Regions from separate parts of the Homo sapiens genome. Here region 1 is linked to region 2. Evidence: chromatin contacts called from ENCODE Hi-C or POLR2A ChIA-PET data. All regions are on one chromosome and are shown on one strand. The core of a region is the stretch at or near the end of the contact, and the rest is flanking DNA. Distances in the headings are between cores, read along the strand shown.

The links. Hi-C counts contacts between places; a loop is a spot of excess contacts on that map. ChIA-PET counts read pairs that join two places held with the same protein, here RNA polymerase II (POLR2A). Pooled maps may share reads with other maps.
Region 1: a pooled map shows a loop between it and region 2 (2.1-fold over the local background). The contact joins two enhancer-like sites. A Hi-C loop is called at or near these places in 3 of 50 pooled maps. POLR2A ChIA-PET finds 5 or more read pairs at or near these places in 3 of 52 experiments (T-cell, WTC11 and activated CD8-positive, alpha-beta T cell).

What each region holds. Positions count from the first base shown.
Region 1 is chr6:6,878,030-6,882,993 of GRCh38, reverse strand. The region is part of intron 1 of LOC105374903 (a long non-coding RNA gene); the gene reads left to right. Among named protein-coding and RNA genes, the nearest start is that of LINC03055, 5.2 kb to the left of the region's middle. Within about 2 kb of position 3,278, at least 4 of the 41 ENCODE cell types and tissues checked have a DNase peak (open chromatin) inside an H3K27ac peak, as active enhancers do.
Region 2 is chr6:6,679,906-6,685,290 of GRCh38, reverse strand. No RefSeq gene overlaps it. Among named protein-coding and RNA genes, the nearest start is that of LY86-AS1, 60 kb to the right of the region's middle. Within about 2 kb of position 1,715, at least 6 of the 41 ENCODE cell types and tissues checked have a DNase peak (open chromatin) inside an H3K27ac peak, as active enhancers do.

The DNA of each region.
Region 1 (4,964 bases), core at 2,029-4,528, 200 kb before region 2:
TATATATTGTATTAGTCACTAATTGCTCTAAATACAAAAAAACAAAACAAAACCAAAATAATCCAAAGCTCCCTGCTGCTCTCGGAGGCTTGCATGCTGGTGGGCAGAGATAGAAATTAAGCAAGATTAGGAGGTAGGGTAGAGAATATTAGAGAGGAAGATGTCTTGAGAAGAAGAAATAAATCAGGAAGAGGATATGAAATACTGGGGGTGTTGACATTTTAGATGGGGTGGCTAGACAAGGCCTCCCTGAGAAGGCCTCTTTTGGGGAAAGACTTGCAGGATGGGAGGGAGTGAGCAATCTAGCTATTTGGGGAAGAGCGTCTAGAGGTATGGTATGGTGAGGTATGGTATGGTATGGTATGGTATGGTATGGTATGGTATGGTATGGTATGGCATGGCATCTAAAGGTATGGTACAAAGTCCTGAAGACAGGAGAAATGAGGCCAGTGTGGCTAGAGAGGAGAAAAGGAGGAAAAGAGCAGGAGGATGGATAAATGCTATGGGGTGGCCAGGTCCCACGGGGCTGTGGGAAGGACCTTGACCTTTACTCTGAGGAGCATGGGAGCCATTGTAGAGTATTGAGCAGAGGAGTGACATGACCTGTCTGGAGCTTTCCACAGAGTCCTTCTGTCTGCAATTTTACTCTCCATTAGACTGACAAGCTCCTTGAGGGGAGGCACTGTGTCTTGTTCACCTTTATTCTCAGGACATAGCACATCTAGCTTTAGAAGACCTCAATATATATTTAACAAATGAACAATGAATGAATGAATGCATGCATGCATGAATGACTGCTATCTCCCAACCGCCAGATCCTGGCTCCTAAGGGCTCTGGGAATCTTCTCCCTGTGGAAGGAAAGCTCTGGTAGAAAATGCTGCCAACAGCTAAGGCCTCGGGGTTCTTAGCTGCTTGCTTGGATGTCACTATGGCAGCAACATACATCCAAACCAGTTTTCACTGTTGCCACAGAGCAGCTGCTTAATTAATCAATGTCACCCGGAGGGAGGATTTCAGGGGTGACCCTGCCCTTCACAGTCTTCTGCTGGATGAAGTCATAGAGTTATTACCAAACTTGCAGATGGAGGTAGGAGGAACAGAGGGTTTGTTGATGGATGGACTCAGGATTTACAACTATCTTTATAGGTTCAGGCCTATAAAGAGGCCTCATCAACTGGAGAAGGTAAGATAGGGAGATGTCAGGTTCTGCATCAGAGCCCCAAATCAACAGTAAAAACGGCCACTGGGGGGATTTGTAGCTTTGGTAGGTGTCAAACACTCTGAGTTAAAAGTGTGAAGCAACTGTCAAAAGTCTTAAAGCTCTCTGAGAAGCCACTGTAGATGTAGGTGAATAGATGCATCTTATCTGAGAGCTGTAAGCTGCCTCTGTGTAAACCCACTCCCAGGATTCCAGGTAGGACACCTTCAGAGAGCTGTGAGCACACTGGGAGGATGACAGGGAGGGGTATTTGAGAGCACAGTGGGTGGTTATTTGGAGAAGAGGAGTCTAGGGGTGGGACTTGATAAATGTCTCCAAATATTATTAGTTCTGAATTCTTAGGTCTGAGAGAACTTAGATTTGAGAGTTAATGTGAATGCCCTCAAGGGGATGAAATAGGACCAACTGGATATCAGCTCAACTGATGGAAGCAATGTCCAGACATCAGACGGGTTGCTTCAAGCCTCTCTCTTTTTTTAGTAGGGAGGGGAGGACAATCGGTAGGGAGGAATGCTGTGGAATTGACTTAAGCATCAGATAAGCACTGGAGTTCTTCAAAATGCCTTTTCACACTGGGGTTCCGTGAATGCATCTCCTCTACTACTGTATGGCCGACTGTGCTAGTTACTCTTTAATACCCGTTCTTCACTGCTTCATCAGTAATGATAACCCACAATTTTAGCATACCTTTCAAGGGCAAAGGCTTCTTTCCTCGGTCTCACTTGGATCTAGGCATGGTCAAGGGGAAAGCTACGGCTAATGGACTAAAAGCAGAAGTATCATGTTCAACTTCTGGGAAGTAGTATTAAAGAGAGGGGGTGTGTCCTTATTTCTCTTTCCTACTTGCTGCGGGCTAGAATGTGGATGTGGTAGCTGGAGCTCAGTAGCCATTTTGGGCCATGAGGTAGAAGCTCTGTGTTGATAAGAAGCCTGGGTTCCTGACGATCTTGGCCAGTATTGCAACCCTGGACTGCTGACCGTTACTATTTATGTGAAAGCTATATAAACTTGCATTTCTTTTTATTTTTATTTTTTTTTTTTTGAGATGGAGTCTCACTCTGTCACCCAGGCAGGAGTGCAGTGTCACGATCTCAGCTCACTGCAACCTCTGCCTCCCAGGCTCAAGCAATTCTCCTGCTTCAGCCTCCCAAGTAGCTAGGACTACAGGCGCACACCACCATGCCCAACTAATTTTTGTATTTTTAGTAGAGACGGGGTTTCACTGTGTTGGCCAGGCTGGTCTCAAACTTCTGACCTTGTGATCTGCCCACCTTGGCCTCCCAAAGTGCTGGGATTACAAGCGTGAGCCACTGTGCCTGGCTACAAACTTGCATTTCTGACAAGCTATAGTTATTTTTGGGTTTTTCTGAAACTTACAAATGAACCCATTTCTACCTAATGTACCATGGAAAGTAAATACACACACACACACACACACACACACACACACACACACACGAGAAGAAACAGCATTGCTTGGCTTCAAATCCAAACTCCACTACTTGCTAAGTGCTGTGTGTCTTTAGACAAGTTTCTTAACATTTCTGTGCTTCAGTTTCCAAACTGAGAAACTGGGAATAATAATAGTAACAACTGTGTAGTTTTTGTTTGGCTGGGTTTTTTTGTTTTTTTGTTTTTTGTTTTTGGAGGAGCAGATTAAATGAGAGAATATATTTATTTAAAGACATAGAACAGTGGTCTATACATAGCAAAGATTTGATACATGTTAGCGACGATCATCATGTAGGCACCATCCACATTTTCTTTTTCTTAAAACAGACTTTCACACTATTGCCCAGGCTGGAGTGCAGTGGCACAATCTTGGCTCACTGCAACCTCTGCCTCCTGGGTTCAAGCGATTCTTCTACCTCAGCCTTCCCAGTTGTTGGGATTACATGCGCCTGTCACCGTGCCAAGCTAATTTTTGTGTTTTTAGTAGAGACGAGGTTTCACCATGTTGGCCAGGCTGATCTCGAACTCCTGACCTCAAGTGATCCACCCACCTTGGCCTCCCAAAGTGCTGGGATTACAGGCGTGAGTCACTGCACCTCTTGGCAAACCATTTACACTTTCATTTCCTCATACTCTGCCTCTCCATACTAAAGAGTTTTCCTCATACTCTGCCTCTCCAAAACTATAGGGTTTTACCAAATATGTTTCCCCTTATTTTGTTTTCATTTGATGACTTCCATTAATGTCCCAGAACACAAAAAGAAACCATGTTAAGAGTAGTCAAAATGCAGTTTATGCATAGGCAGCCAAGGTATTTTCTTCAGACAATCTGCTGTAAGGCATGGGGTTGAGGAATGAACTGTGTCTAGAAAAATGGGTCGCTGGGGTTTGCTCTGTGTTCTCAATAACTTCCCTGTTCTGGTTATGAGTTCTTAGATTGTGTAGAAACATAAACTTCATAGCAGTAAGCACTAATCAGTACCTAGAGAAAGAGTAGCCTTCTCTGCTTAGAGGTTGTCTTTCTCAGTTTCTAAAGAAGCCTAAGTTTGAATACCATCTGTTCATTTGTTTATTTATTGAGTTATTCATGGGGATACAAAGTTAGATAAGAAGGGGTCCAGACTCCTAAGATGCTCACAGTTGAGTAAAGAAGGCAGATGCAGCTGCATTTCCTGTGCCTCTCTGGACATGCCTCTTCTCATGTCTGGCTCTCTGAGCCATGGGTGTCAGTGGGTGATTAACAGTTTGCTAGCAATAAAAGGTGGGGTGGTGCTTCTGGGAACTGATCCTCCAGAGGCGTCTGCACACGTATGGAAGGATGTACGTGAGCAGTTATTCACGGCAGCATCTCTTGTAGGAGCAGAAGCCTGGAAGCAACCCAAGTGTCGTCTTTAGAGGACTGGGTAATCCGTGAACATCCCACACATGAATACTACACAGCAGGGCAAAGGAGCAGGGCTGCTGTCTGTGCACAGACCTGGCAAGCTTTCCAGAAAATGCCGTGAAGAGACAAAAGCAAAAAGCATTGAGTATATATAGCTGGTTATATTTTGTGTAAGAAAATAGCATCTGTGTCAGTATTTGCTTGTATTTTCAGGAAGACTGGAAAGATATCAGTGACCTTAGAGAATATAAAGTAAGATAAAGGGTAACTCTAAGTGGAACAAGTTTTTTTTTGTTTGTTTGAGATGGAGTCTCACTCTGTCGCCTAGGCTGCAGTGCAGTGGCGTGATCTCGGCTCACTGCAACCTCCGCCTCCTGGGTGCAAGCGATTTTCCTGCCTCAGCCTCCTGAGTAACTGGGACTACAGGCATGCACCACCATGCCCCGCTAATTATTTTGTATTTTTAGTAGAGATGGGGTTTCACCATGTTGGTTAGGCTGGTCTCAAACTCCTGACCTCAAATGATCCGCCCACCTCAGAATTAGGTTTTAATGTTATAATTTGATAATTATCCTATTCAACAACATATCAAATCTGAAAGAAATCACATGAATTTTTTTTTATTATTATACTTTAAGCTCTAGGGTACATATGCACAACGTGCAGGTTTGTTACATAGGTATACATGGGCCATGCTGGTTTGCTGCACCCATTAACTCGTCATTTACATTGGGTATTTCTCCTAATGCTATCCCTGCCCCAGCCCCGCACCCCACGACAGGCCCCAGTGTGTGATATTCCCCTCCCTGTGTCCAAGTGTTCTCATTGTTCAATTCCCACCTATGAGTGAGAACATGCAGTGTTTGGTTTCCTGTCCTTGTGATAGTTTGCTCAGAATGATGGTTTCC
Region 2 (5,385 bases), core at 466-2,965:
GAAGCAATTTTAAGAAGCAACAAGGAAAATTATGATTGTTTCATAATCTTCAAAAAATTTTTAAAGTGTTAAGAACTGTTTTACTACTGGTCGTAAATGTATAAGAACATTTAAAGATAGCAAATTGAATACTTATTTAGCCTGTCATAATTTAAAAAATGAGAAACATTGAGAAATAGTGTTTTATTTCTTTGTAAAAGACTTATGGAGAGTAAATTGAAAAGGGCTTTGCCACCTTCTCATTGTGAAACTTACAGTATGGACCAGGCATCTTTTCTATGCCTTGGCAAATTGTCACATTCCTTTCTATATTTGGATAGGCTTCCTACATTTTGTCCTGCACACTTTCAGTGCTGTGAAATATCTCCAAGAGTTTCTTTAATATGAAGTTTTTGCCAGCATCTTTATCCTGAGTCCCTCAAAAGACACATCCAGAATCTCTCAAAAGACAACAGCATCAACTTTCCCACCATCAGCTCTTTCTTCTCTAAACTCGTTTACGTCTGAGTCAACTTTCACCTCCTGCATTCTCACTTTTTGTTTCTTTGCTATACTTTCCTCTTCATTGGCTACCTACCTCTCTTGAGTATTCATTTCTGTGAAATGTCACGTGGGTTTGTCACTGGGAGCCAAGAGAGCAGCACGACCACACGCTTTGCTGTCTGTGTGGGAACTGATAACACGGAAGGACTGAAGGACGTGATGCGGTTAATCACTGATCATGATGCACATCTGTTATTACGTGGTGGTCTGTGGACTGCAGAGCAAGCAGCAGAGGTTGTCCCCCATGCAATCACTCACAGTTAATGGTGACTGAAATTGGAACCATGTTGTTAGGGGGCTGGTGTTATTTAACCTCAGTTGCCACAGGGCAATGAAAATTCGTGCGTTTGGGAACTATGCAAGGTGAGGACTGCCTGAATGTTCCATAATGTGATGAGTGCCTCACAAACAGGGTGTATATTATCACTGAGTTTTTTCATTATTCTTGACCTTCAATATATAGACATTCTTGTTGATGGTATCAGGTTGTTTCTGCGTGAATGAGCTTTACTCCTCTGAGAAATGGCATTCCTGACCCTCCTCTTTGAATCAATTGCACAAAAGTATCTGAAGGAAATTTGCTTACCTGCTGCTTTCTATGGAAGCTTTCCTGCAGCATGACCTAGTGTCTGTTTCTGGTTGATGATTAACCATGGGGAACAAGCGTTTGAGATAAAGAAGTTGCAGAACTTTTTAGAGAATGTAATATGTTAATGTGCACTGGGACTCTCCCTGAGCTATATCAAGTTTCCTGGATTCTGAAATGCTATAATTTTAAAAGTGTCATAAGGTTAAAACAGCTTTCTAAGAAGTGCCTTTGTTGGAAGAATACCCAGGAATGGTGCGCTGGACAGCTTTTGTACAAGTCTTGCATTTTCTCAGAACTATCTCTCATCTTGGCCATGGCATCAGTCACATCCTGAGTGGCTCACCTTGACTTGGGTTGCCTCCTACTGCAGTTCTCCTAAACTCTGGTGGGGGACACGGGCACAACCCACCCAATACTCGTATGTGCTTTACCTGGAAATAAGGAGCAGAGGAGCTAGGGGAAGGAGCCGATGGCTAAATGTTCCTGCCTTTTTTCCCTCAGGCAGACAGTTCTAAGGTGCACGCTGTAGGTTGCTGGGACAACCCTGGCAAGATCTTCCCCCAGACATCCACCTTGGCGGCCGACTTATTAACTCATTGGTCTATTGACTTTTGCTCCTTGCCTCGCCCCTGATCCCTGTGCCCTCTTTCTAATAAGCTACCTGCTGGTGAGGCTCTGCCTTGGGGGAAACCCAGGCTGAGGCAGGTGGGATGTTATAACCAGGGAGGCCTGAGTCCTGGGTCTTTGCCTGGGGTCCCCAAATAGGAGAGGGATTGGAGGAGGTATTGTGGGGGAGAGTGTTGCAAAAGCCCAGAGGAAAGGAGTGCTGTTACCACAACAGAGGAGACATGAACCTGCACAGACCAAAAACAGGAGAGAGAGAGGGAAAGAGAAAGAGAAGGGGGAGAAAGAAAGGGAGAGACAGAGGAAGGGAGAGATGGGGAAAGAGGAGAGGAGAAAGGGAGGGAGAGAAAGAAAGGAGATGGAGAGAGAAAAGGGTGGGGAGAGAGATAAAGAGAGAGGTAAAGAGAGAGAGAGAATCATCTACTACATGATTTCTTTTTTTTTTTTTTCTGAGATGGAGTTTCGCTCTTGTTGCCCAGGCTGGAGTGCAGTGGCGTGATCTCGGCTCACTGCAACCTCCATCTCCCGGGTTCAAGCGATTCTCCTACCTCAGCTTCCTGAGTAGCTGGGATTACAGGTGCCTGCCACCACGCCCAGCTAATTTTTGTATTTTTGGTAGAGACGGGGTTTCACCGTGTTGACCAGGCTGGTCTCGAACTCCTGACCTCAGGTGATCCGCCCGCCTCGGCCTCCCAAAGTGCTGGGATTACAGGTGTGAGCCACCGCGCCTGGCCATGATTTTTTTTTTAACCTATAAAAGCCTTGAGTAGTGATGGACGCGATTCCTAGTAATGTGGTTTACTAAAGGGTCAGGCTGTCAGTTCACCACAAATACGCCACAGTAGTGTTTGGTATTCTCTCAATGTTCCACCCACCAGAGCATACAAAACAGCCACATTCCCCAAACACTTAATTCTCAAAACATACTTGTAGAGGAGGGAAGCCTATTACTCCCATTAGAAAGATGGAAAACCAAGGTGAAATGATTAACTGAGCTACCAGGGCCTCAGAAGAAAGTCGCTGCTGAGTTTGGGATTGTGTTTTCAACTTCCTGCCCACTGTGGGTGAGCTCCACCTTTTACTGGAACCAACTCCAAGGAGGAAGTTTTGCTGGGTTTCCTGGAAGGCAGAGGTTTGCATCTGCATGCCCTGCGTGGAGGCATTGTATTTGGGGGCAGGCAGGAGAATACTGTAGCTGGTGTGCCCACAGAAAGGGAGGGAGAGAAGCCACTGGGAGTGAGCTGGGCTTGGGATCGGGCTGTGTCCTCACCAACTGTCTGCCCAGGCATGAACTTGCCACTGCTGTGGAAGAGTCTGACTGCATCCAAGAATGCCAAAGGTTGTGGCTGAACTCACTTCTCAACAGACTTGGATCATGTTCATATACTATTCTTTAAAAGATCACCATTTGTAGTAGAATGTCAAAAACCCAAAGATGTTGCTCCCGATGTTGAGCTGTAACTATTTTCTGTGTTGGTGGAAAAATATGAGAGAATTAGTTGCCATTCATGAATCTCAGTGATACACAGACAAAAGCATGCTTCAATTTTGTTTCTTTGTTTTTGAGTGGTTCTGATTTATTTTCAGCTTTTGGGTGATGTCTGGGGCTGTTTATTGAGGACGGGATAAATGGGGGGGGGACCAAAATATATTTGGCATTTATTGGTGGTGTTTTATATTTGTGACTTGATTTACTTCTTATCACAACCCAGTGAGACACGTACTATTATCATCCTTTTAATAGATGAGCAGCCTGGAGCTTAGAGAGGTTAGGTAGCATGGACATCATCAGGCAAGTTAAATGAGAAAGCCGCCACCCATTCCCAGCTGGGGCTGACCCCAGCGCCTGTGTTATTTCTGTTGCCCTGAGCCTCCCCAGGCTTCTTAACCCACATGTACTCCTAGCTTCCAGCAGTGCTAATTTACACCGTGTACCAGCTGGAGACATTCTGGAGTGTAGACTGACGCAATAATCCCCAATGATAGGTTTGCCATGTTTTTTTTAAATGTGTTTTTTCCTACTTTTTATTATAGATGTCAGAATTTTCTCCTTCCCTGAGTTATCTTTGGACTTAGATGTATATAAATGTATCTGGTTGGAGGTGGGGGGAAAAGTGGAAGTGGAAGACCACAAAAGTAAAAATTACATTTGAGTGTATTTCACCGATTCTAAGAGGAATGCTTTCTTCTGCTCCAACCACTCTGAAATCTCCGGGTCCCATACTCCCATCGCAGCTGTGTGACATGGTTGCCGTGGCCTTTGTGTGAACATCAAAGCTCAGAGGATGGGTGTCAGAGGCTTAGATGAAAATCCTGAAGACAATTGTCTGGCACTTTTCAAAGCTATACGGCCTCACCAAAACCCTCCTGGAAGCTCTTGATGGCTCGAGGTTCAACAGTGTCTGGGAAGACATGGATATAAAAGATCCAGAATCAAAGAGTGATTCCAAAGAGTTAGAGGCTGACTGTGAAGTCTTAGGCATACTGTAACCCAGTGATTTACCTATCTTTGCTTTTCTGCTCATGCAGAAGAGTGATATATGATGAATAAATTCTAAGTTCAATTAGGCCTAAAAGAGCTCTTGTAATATGCTTTAAAAAGTCTAAGTGATAAAACATTGTGACAGATAGAGTTCTGTCAGTGTTTATATTTTCTTAGTCCTTCATTAAATAACAGTGTGTCTTACACCAAGGCAGTTTTGGATTCCATAAAATATGGTAGTAGTTATGTTTCATGTTTCAATAGTCATCAATCTGTTTTTAATGTATTCATGGAAAAATATGTGGGCCATCTTGCTATTTAACTATTTTTGAAATCTCATGGAAGCCTGCCAATGTTTTTGCAATTTAGCTAAGAAGCTGTCTTGCTTTTTGAGAGGGGAAGTTCCAATATTGTAAGCCTAGGTTTCTGAATATATTTTTGTTTTTTAATAAATGTAGAAAGAATGTTTTTTGTTAATCCTGGCATTTGTCTAGAGCAAAAGCAAAATAAATGAAAAGTGAGGAAAATTAAAAGGCTCACGTTATAACATGTGCTGTCTAGAGAATAAAAACTCATTTGTGCAAAGTTGGTATGGCTTTTATGAAAATATTTCAGTCCGAGCACCTTGCCTGTTTGCTGCAGTGCTGACTGACTCATGATTAGGGATCTGTGTTGCCTTTATTGCTCTCGGTTTGCCCTATGGCTTGATTTATTAATATATTTAAATATACAATTTTAACCTTATCATTGGTGTGCAGGTGTATTTATTTATACTATCTTTGCTTTTAGAAAAACACTATTATATCATAAAAATATTTTAACCTTAAATTACTTCCCACAGGCTTCAAGTTTTATGCAGTTCATATCTGGGCATAAAGAGAAATCAATATACTGTGGCCTGCAGGGCACCAGCCTTTGGTGTTTGTCAAACGTTTACAGATAACTAATGTCCCACATAAAATAGATCCATTCTTTCCATCTTGCACATCTTGCACCTTTCTTTTTTTTTTTTTTGTATGACCACTGCCGTGTAGCCATCATGTCTGGACTGATAGTAGTTTCTAGGCTTGGAGGAAACTGCATTTTCAAGAAAGCAGGATGCAGACATCCCCTGAGGAACACCTGCATTAAACATAGCCTCCCACCT